2 separate regions of the Homo sapiens genome follow, and region 2 is linked to region 1. The links are chromatin loops, found by intact Hi-C in ENCODE. Cell type or tissue: spleen. All regions are shown on one strand. Links, peaks and the distances in the headings refer to the core of each region. The heading gives the core; the rest is flanking DNA. Region 1 has its middle 190 kb from the start of CHD9NB. Region 2 has its middle 71 kb from the start of CASC22.

Region 1 (2,917 bases), core at 264-2,763:
TTGAATGCCGACTCTGTGTTTGGGATGGCACCCCTTGTATGCATGGCTTCATTTGCCCTTTTATTCTTCTTGAGATAGGGTCTCACTCTGATGCCCAGGCTGGAGCACAGTGGTGTGATCATGGCTCACTGCAGCCTCAACCTTCTCAGGCTGAAGTGATCCTCCCACCCCAGCCTCCTGAGTAGCTGGGATTACAGGCATTCACCACCATGCCTGGCAAATGTTTTGGTACCTTTTCGCAGATATGGGGTTTCACTATGTTGCCCAAAGTGATCTCGAACTCCTGGGCTCAAGCAATCCACACGCCTTGGCCTCCCAAAGTGCTGGGATTATAGGTGTGAGCCACCCTGCCTGGCCACATATACCCTTAAAACCATCCTATGCTGTAGGCATTATCGTCTCCATTTGACAATTGCAGTCAGTCTTGGAAAGGTTAAAATTGGTCCTCATCACATAGTAAGAGAGGAGGCAATCTGGCATGCTCGTCACTCATCATCTCTGTTCACTGCAACAAAAAGCATATAGGGACAATCTTGGATGACAGTTCATAATATTAAAGGTTGGTGCAAAAGTTATTGAGGTTTTTGCCATTAAAAGTAATGACAAAAGCAGCAATTACTTTTGCACCGAACTAATAGATTAATGAGGGAAGTCCGGATGTTTGGAAGACAGGTGTAAATTGGCAAGGCCTAAATACTTCTGTATTCTCTTGTCAAAAACAGATCCCTGGGCTGGATGCCTGGGCACTGACCAGCAGGCTGCCCTTCTGTTCTTGTGGTTTACAGAGTTCCTGGTCTTGCCAACACTAGACCCGCAGAAGCAGTATGCTGTTTGTTTAATCTTTTCGATTCTTCCTGACAGAACAACTTGTTCTCCTTCCCTCCTGCTGAGATAGGTGAAGGCTGAATGTAAACAGAATCTTTCTTCTTCCTGTTCAAAATGTAGAGGTGCAGGTGAAGCCAGCAGCTTGAGTCAAAAGGTTGGCAGTGGACTAATTAATCACTGGAGCATGCGGCAGTGAAGTGAGACCTTGAAGACAAAGAGTCCCACATTGCGATTCTTCTAACTGAACCCCAGTCCAAGTGGTCAGAACTGGTGGGATTAGAATTTGGGACTACCAGAAGCCTTAGGTTTCCCTGGAGTTAGATAGGGATGGATGCTTATTGTAGAAATTTTGGAATATATGGAAAGTACTGTATCAGTCAGAGTACTCATGGGAAAGAGATGGCACACTCACAAAGACCAAGAAGATACATTTACTGCATAGATTTTTCACAGAGGTGTGGGTAAGATTTAGGGAACCCAGCAAGGCCAGGTGTGGTGGCTCGCACCTATAATCCTAGTGCTTTGGGAGGATGAGGTGGAGAACTGCTTGAGGCCAGGAGTTCAAGACCAGCCTGTAGCCAGGCATGGTGGTGCATACCTGTAGCCCTGTTTACTCAGGAGGCTGAGGTAGGAGGATGGCTTGAGCTCAGGAGTTCGAGGCTGCAGTGACCTATGATCATGCTACTGCACTTCAGCCTGGGCAACAAAGTGAGACACAGTCTTAAAAAAAAAAAGAAAAGAACTCAACAAGAATGGTGAAGCACCCCAGGTCAGCAAAAATGGGGAGCTGTTACCACCCTTAAGCATGAAGGAACTTTGAAAGGGAGAGTTCACCTGGAGAGAGACAGACTTACAGATATAGGTCAGCTGATTATCTTAATGGAGCTGAGACCATAAGATGGGGGATACAGTCCCTTCCAGCCTGCACTGGCAAAGAATGAGCTCTGGGAATAAACACCTCAGTGTCACTTTTTCCACCCTCTGGTCACCTGCTGGTGTCTTCCCTTGGTTGAACTCACCTACAAGCCAGAGGGGAAGGGAGTGTGTTAATATATCTGTAAAGGTCAGCCTCCCTGGACACAGATTAGAGTGAAGATACGTGGAGAGTGAGTTTGGAGAGGGCAGACCACCCAACACAGGTATAAAAAATACAACAATAAAACGGAAGTCACCCATGATCCCAGCTTGTGTGACTGACTCCAGTGCCCACCCTCCTGACTGTCTTGGTGATGGCTTGGCTTTCTTCCTCCCTTTGTGCTTCTTTGCCACTCTGTGGATCCAGTGCCCCAAATCTTGCCAACTCTTCTCAAGGAGGCGCGCTCTCATAGCGAGTATATTTTTATTGTGAAGACATCTGCACCTTCTTGCCAGCCAAAAATAACATATGGAAACGTTTCCCACATTTTCACCAGGGGGCACTCACTCCTTTTTCATGGATGGCTAAAAATGCTTTTTTCGAAGTGTTTGCTTGCCAAAATAGAATCCTTTTTGTAGCCGCTGTGAACGTTGGAATCAGCTCTGCCCTGAAGTGATTTCTGGCCAAACAATGTTTCTGTTTGAAATAAGATGACTGGACTCCACGTCTGCCTTCTTGGTAAATGTTTAGCACCCAACTTGCATGTTCCATTTGGAAAATACTTTGGGTCTAAATGCTACTTTACTATTCTCCCATTGAAATGAACAGAACCAAGAAGAGTTTGAGAAAATAATCTGTGCGCTTAATTTGTAGGTGCCCTTTTAAGAGCTGAAAACCTGACAAATCAAAGAAAGTGAACAAATCCTCCCTTTGGAGGCTGCCTTGTACCCATCCCCAAGATTCATCTTGATGATAAATGGAGGCTTCCTGGGGGAAATATGTTTTTTCAAGCATAAATTCTCCCAAATGGAAAGGCATTTGTTTGGTATCATATCAATCCTATTTAGCTATTAGGTATGAAAGTGACATACTCTTTGTCAAAGGAACCATGCAGACAAGAGAGCTGAGTAATCAAGCAATGTACAGGGAGTAAGTGGGAGGCCTCAGGCATGTATTTATAAGAATTTCTCTTAACAGTGTGGATTGTGTTTGCAACTTGATAAAAATAATTATAGA
Region 2 (2,917 bases), core at 149-2,648, 680 kb after region 1:
CCCTGTGCATTTTAACTAAATCCAGCTTATCTGAAGTCTTCCCTGGGTAGTGCAAGCCACAGTGAAAGTAAGGGTATTATAACTGATGAAATCACACAGTGTTGTTCATACCTTTCTGTTTGGCCTTATTTGTTCATCACAGCCTTTCTGTCTTTACCTTCAAGACTTCTTATTGCGGTTAGTTCTGGTAGCTTGTATCACCGTTCACAAATGTCCCTAATTGCAAATTCAGGAGGATGGCATCTAGATTCCAGTGTCTTCTGATTCCACCATAACTTCATTCTAATTATCATGTCACTAAAGCAAAGAATGGTCACTAATGTTTTCCAGAGATGCTGTAAGAGCATCTTACTGTTTCTGCTCAAGAGGAAGCTATGGTGGGTGATCTCAAGCTTGAGATGTTTGTTTTCTGCTTTGCTTCTTCCTAATTCTTGGTGAAGGATGATAAGAAGAAGAGAAAATACTGAATCTCCTGACAGCCTCTGACATGCTAAATTGCTGTTTTTTTAAGTACTTCAAAACAAGAAAGTCATAGGCTAAGGCCATTAGTTCAAGTTATGTGGATCCCCTGTGGACAATTTGCAGATGCCAATGTATCCTGTAGGGAATTAGACATCTCCTTGAACTGCAGAGAAGAAATGCTCATTGGCTTAAATATTGAGCAATTTGAATTCAAGTCCTGACTCCACGTCATAATAGCTATTTGACCTTGAGAAGTCACTGGACATTGCCTTGCCAGGACATCTCCTCACCTGCACAATGGCGCTAAGAGAACCATTTACCCTGCAGACTTTCTAAGCTCCTGGAGATGTCAAAGGGGAGGACTTTATAAGCCAAAGTTTAGGGTGATTGTCAAGTGTTAGATATATAAAAGCCTGCATTGGATATTGTTTCAGAAATGCTACTTTTAATTTCACTATCTTAGAGGAGGCACTACGTTCATCTCTGTGGTATAAGCCAATGGAAGAGTGGTGATGAAGTTTGAGAACTTGCTGCAAATCTCTTCAATATTTCCCTTGCATATGGCCTGAAAACCTGCTCTCAGGTGATCTTTGGAGTGTGGCATGTGAAGGAGAAAGACCACATATAAAATGTGTTGATAAAGGTTTCTGTGGGGAAGTGCATGTATACACCACATTGGTTTCCTCAATGATCATCATTAGAAACAGAGATAGATAGGTCTGATGCAGGAATAGTTAAGACCTGACACTTAGAATCCTGCCCTTGAAGAGCAGGTAGCAGAGGGCAGCCGGCAGGTGGAACCGATTGCCTGTATGTCTAAGGGAGATAAAAGGCCACACCAAGGCCTAACATTTTAGTTTCCAAAATTTTGCTGTCATTCATTCCCTTACCAAGGAAGAATCATCTCATATCTGAGACACTTTGGACCCCAAACTATGCACAGGGACAGTGGTCACTACAAAAGCTCTATGGTGGCCAAGTTTGGGTGGCTATGGTTTTTTCAATGGAACCCCGTGTCCAGAATTACGGCAAGGATAGGGAGGTCTGTGTGTTTTTGTACATTCCTTCTCGACCCTTTTGAGACCTTTTCAAACTTCTCTTCTCCACACAAAACTACCTTAGCTCTGGTCCTCACTCTTCCCAAACGCTTTTCATTTCTAGGGCCATCTAAATCCATGCTTCCAGCATGGCAAGTGATGTGCAGCTAATAATGACTTCCTGGAGCTCTCAGCTCCAGATTTGCTGTCTGAAGCTAAGGAAATCAGTACACTGTTAGGAAGAAACAAATCAATTACAATAAGTGACAAACAAACAAACTCCTTTTTCTCAGAAGCCAAAGCTTGTGGAGTGAATTACAGAGACAAGAGCCTTCTGGGCTAGTGGTTTCTGGAGAATCGGCTTCAGGATGGATGTCCACAGACATTAGGAGGAAGCAGGCCTGGGGAAGACCAAGGGTAGAGAGAAAAGTAAAGTGGTAGCCTCTCGCCACAGGTTCTGCACATTCTATTGCACGTAACTGACTATTTCCCAGGAAACATTTGCATCAATCTTTGGTTTCTAGAAGCAGAGACAAGCCCACAAAAATAAACTACTATGTTGGATAGTATGGCAATCAGGACTTTTTAATTGTAAATAATGGATAATATCTCCCAAACTAGCTTATGGGGAAAAAAAATAAATGAAACCCTCTTGGCTTACATACCTTAATCATCTAAGGGTAAATTTTACATTTGGTGCAGCTGGATATAAGAGCGCATGCTGCCACTGATGTGATTTTTTTAGTCTGCATTTCTCGACTTAGTTTTATCTTTGGAGGACTCACTCGCAGACAGGTTTCTTCTCATAGAAGCAAAATGCCTGCTTCTGGTTCCCAAAGTCACATCTTACTAGTTTCAATTCTGGCAGAAAAGTGTTGGAGACTCTATGCCAAGCATTCTCAGAAAAATTCCTAAAATTCACTCTGATTTGGGTGGCTAGGGCCACATGCTCACTCCTGATGCAAAGACCATGTGAGGAGGACTCAGTCCTCTCACTGGCATAAGCATGGGTTGTATATTCCACCCAGAAGGGCTTAGGAGGACTGAGATGGAGCAGGTGGGAGAGTCACTGAAAATCAGAGCTGATGGCATAAAAGCCTTCTTTCAGTCATGGCTTGGTGTTAGAACACAAAAATTTCTATTTTAAGCTGAGAGTAATCAATCACATGATATTCAATGCTTAGAAGACGGTTGGAAAGGCTGAGATCAGGCTCCAGGAATGACTTTGAAAAGAGTAAACAGACTTAGCTCACATAGGGAATGGCCTCTCTTTCTACCCAGGAAACTGGAGAATTGACACACTGTCCTACAAAGTGCTGGCTTCTGTTCATACTCTCTTCGTGTGATCCAGGAATCAAGAAGCCACCATCAGAAACATTGGTTCCAGAGCCATGACACATGTGCTGAATCCATACCAG

Evidence for each region. Hi-C counts contacts between places; a loop is a spot of excess contacts. Peaks named below come from ENCODE experiments on the same cell type or tissue, not always from the same donor. Only the 100,000 strongest peaks of a DNase experiment are listed, where the experiment ranks them.
Region 2: it touches region 1 in a loop (7-fold over the local background); 13 of 110 quality-filtered maps call a loop at or near these places.

The regions. Positions count from the first base shown.
Region 1 is chr16:52,861,095-52,864,011 of GRCh38, reverse strand. No RefSeq gene overlaps it. Among named protein-coding and RNA genes, the nearest start is that of CHD9NB, 190 kb to the left of the region's middle. RefSeq lists a silencer at 2,081-2,375. In spleen, for the core only: no CTCF peak of the experiment used is centred there; no DNase peak of the experiment used is centred there.
Region 2 is chr16:52,185,913-52,188,829 of GRCh38, reverse strand. No RefSeq gene overlaps it. Among named protein-coding and RNA genes, the nearest start is that of CASC22, 71 kb to the left of the region's middle. In spleen, for the core only: no CTCF peak of the experiment used is centred there; no DNase peak of the experiment used is centred there.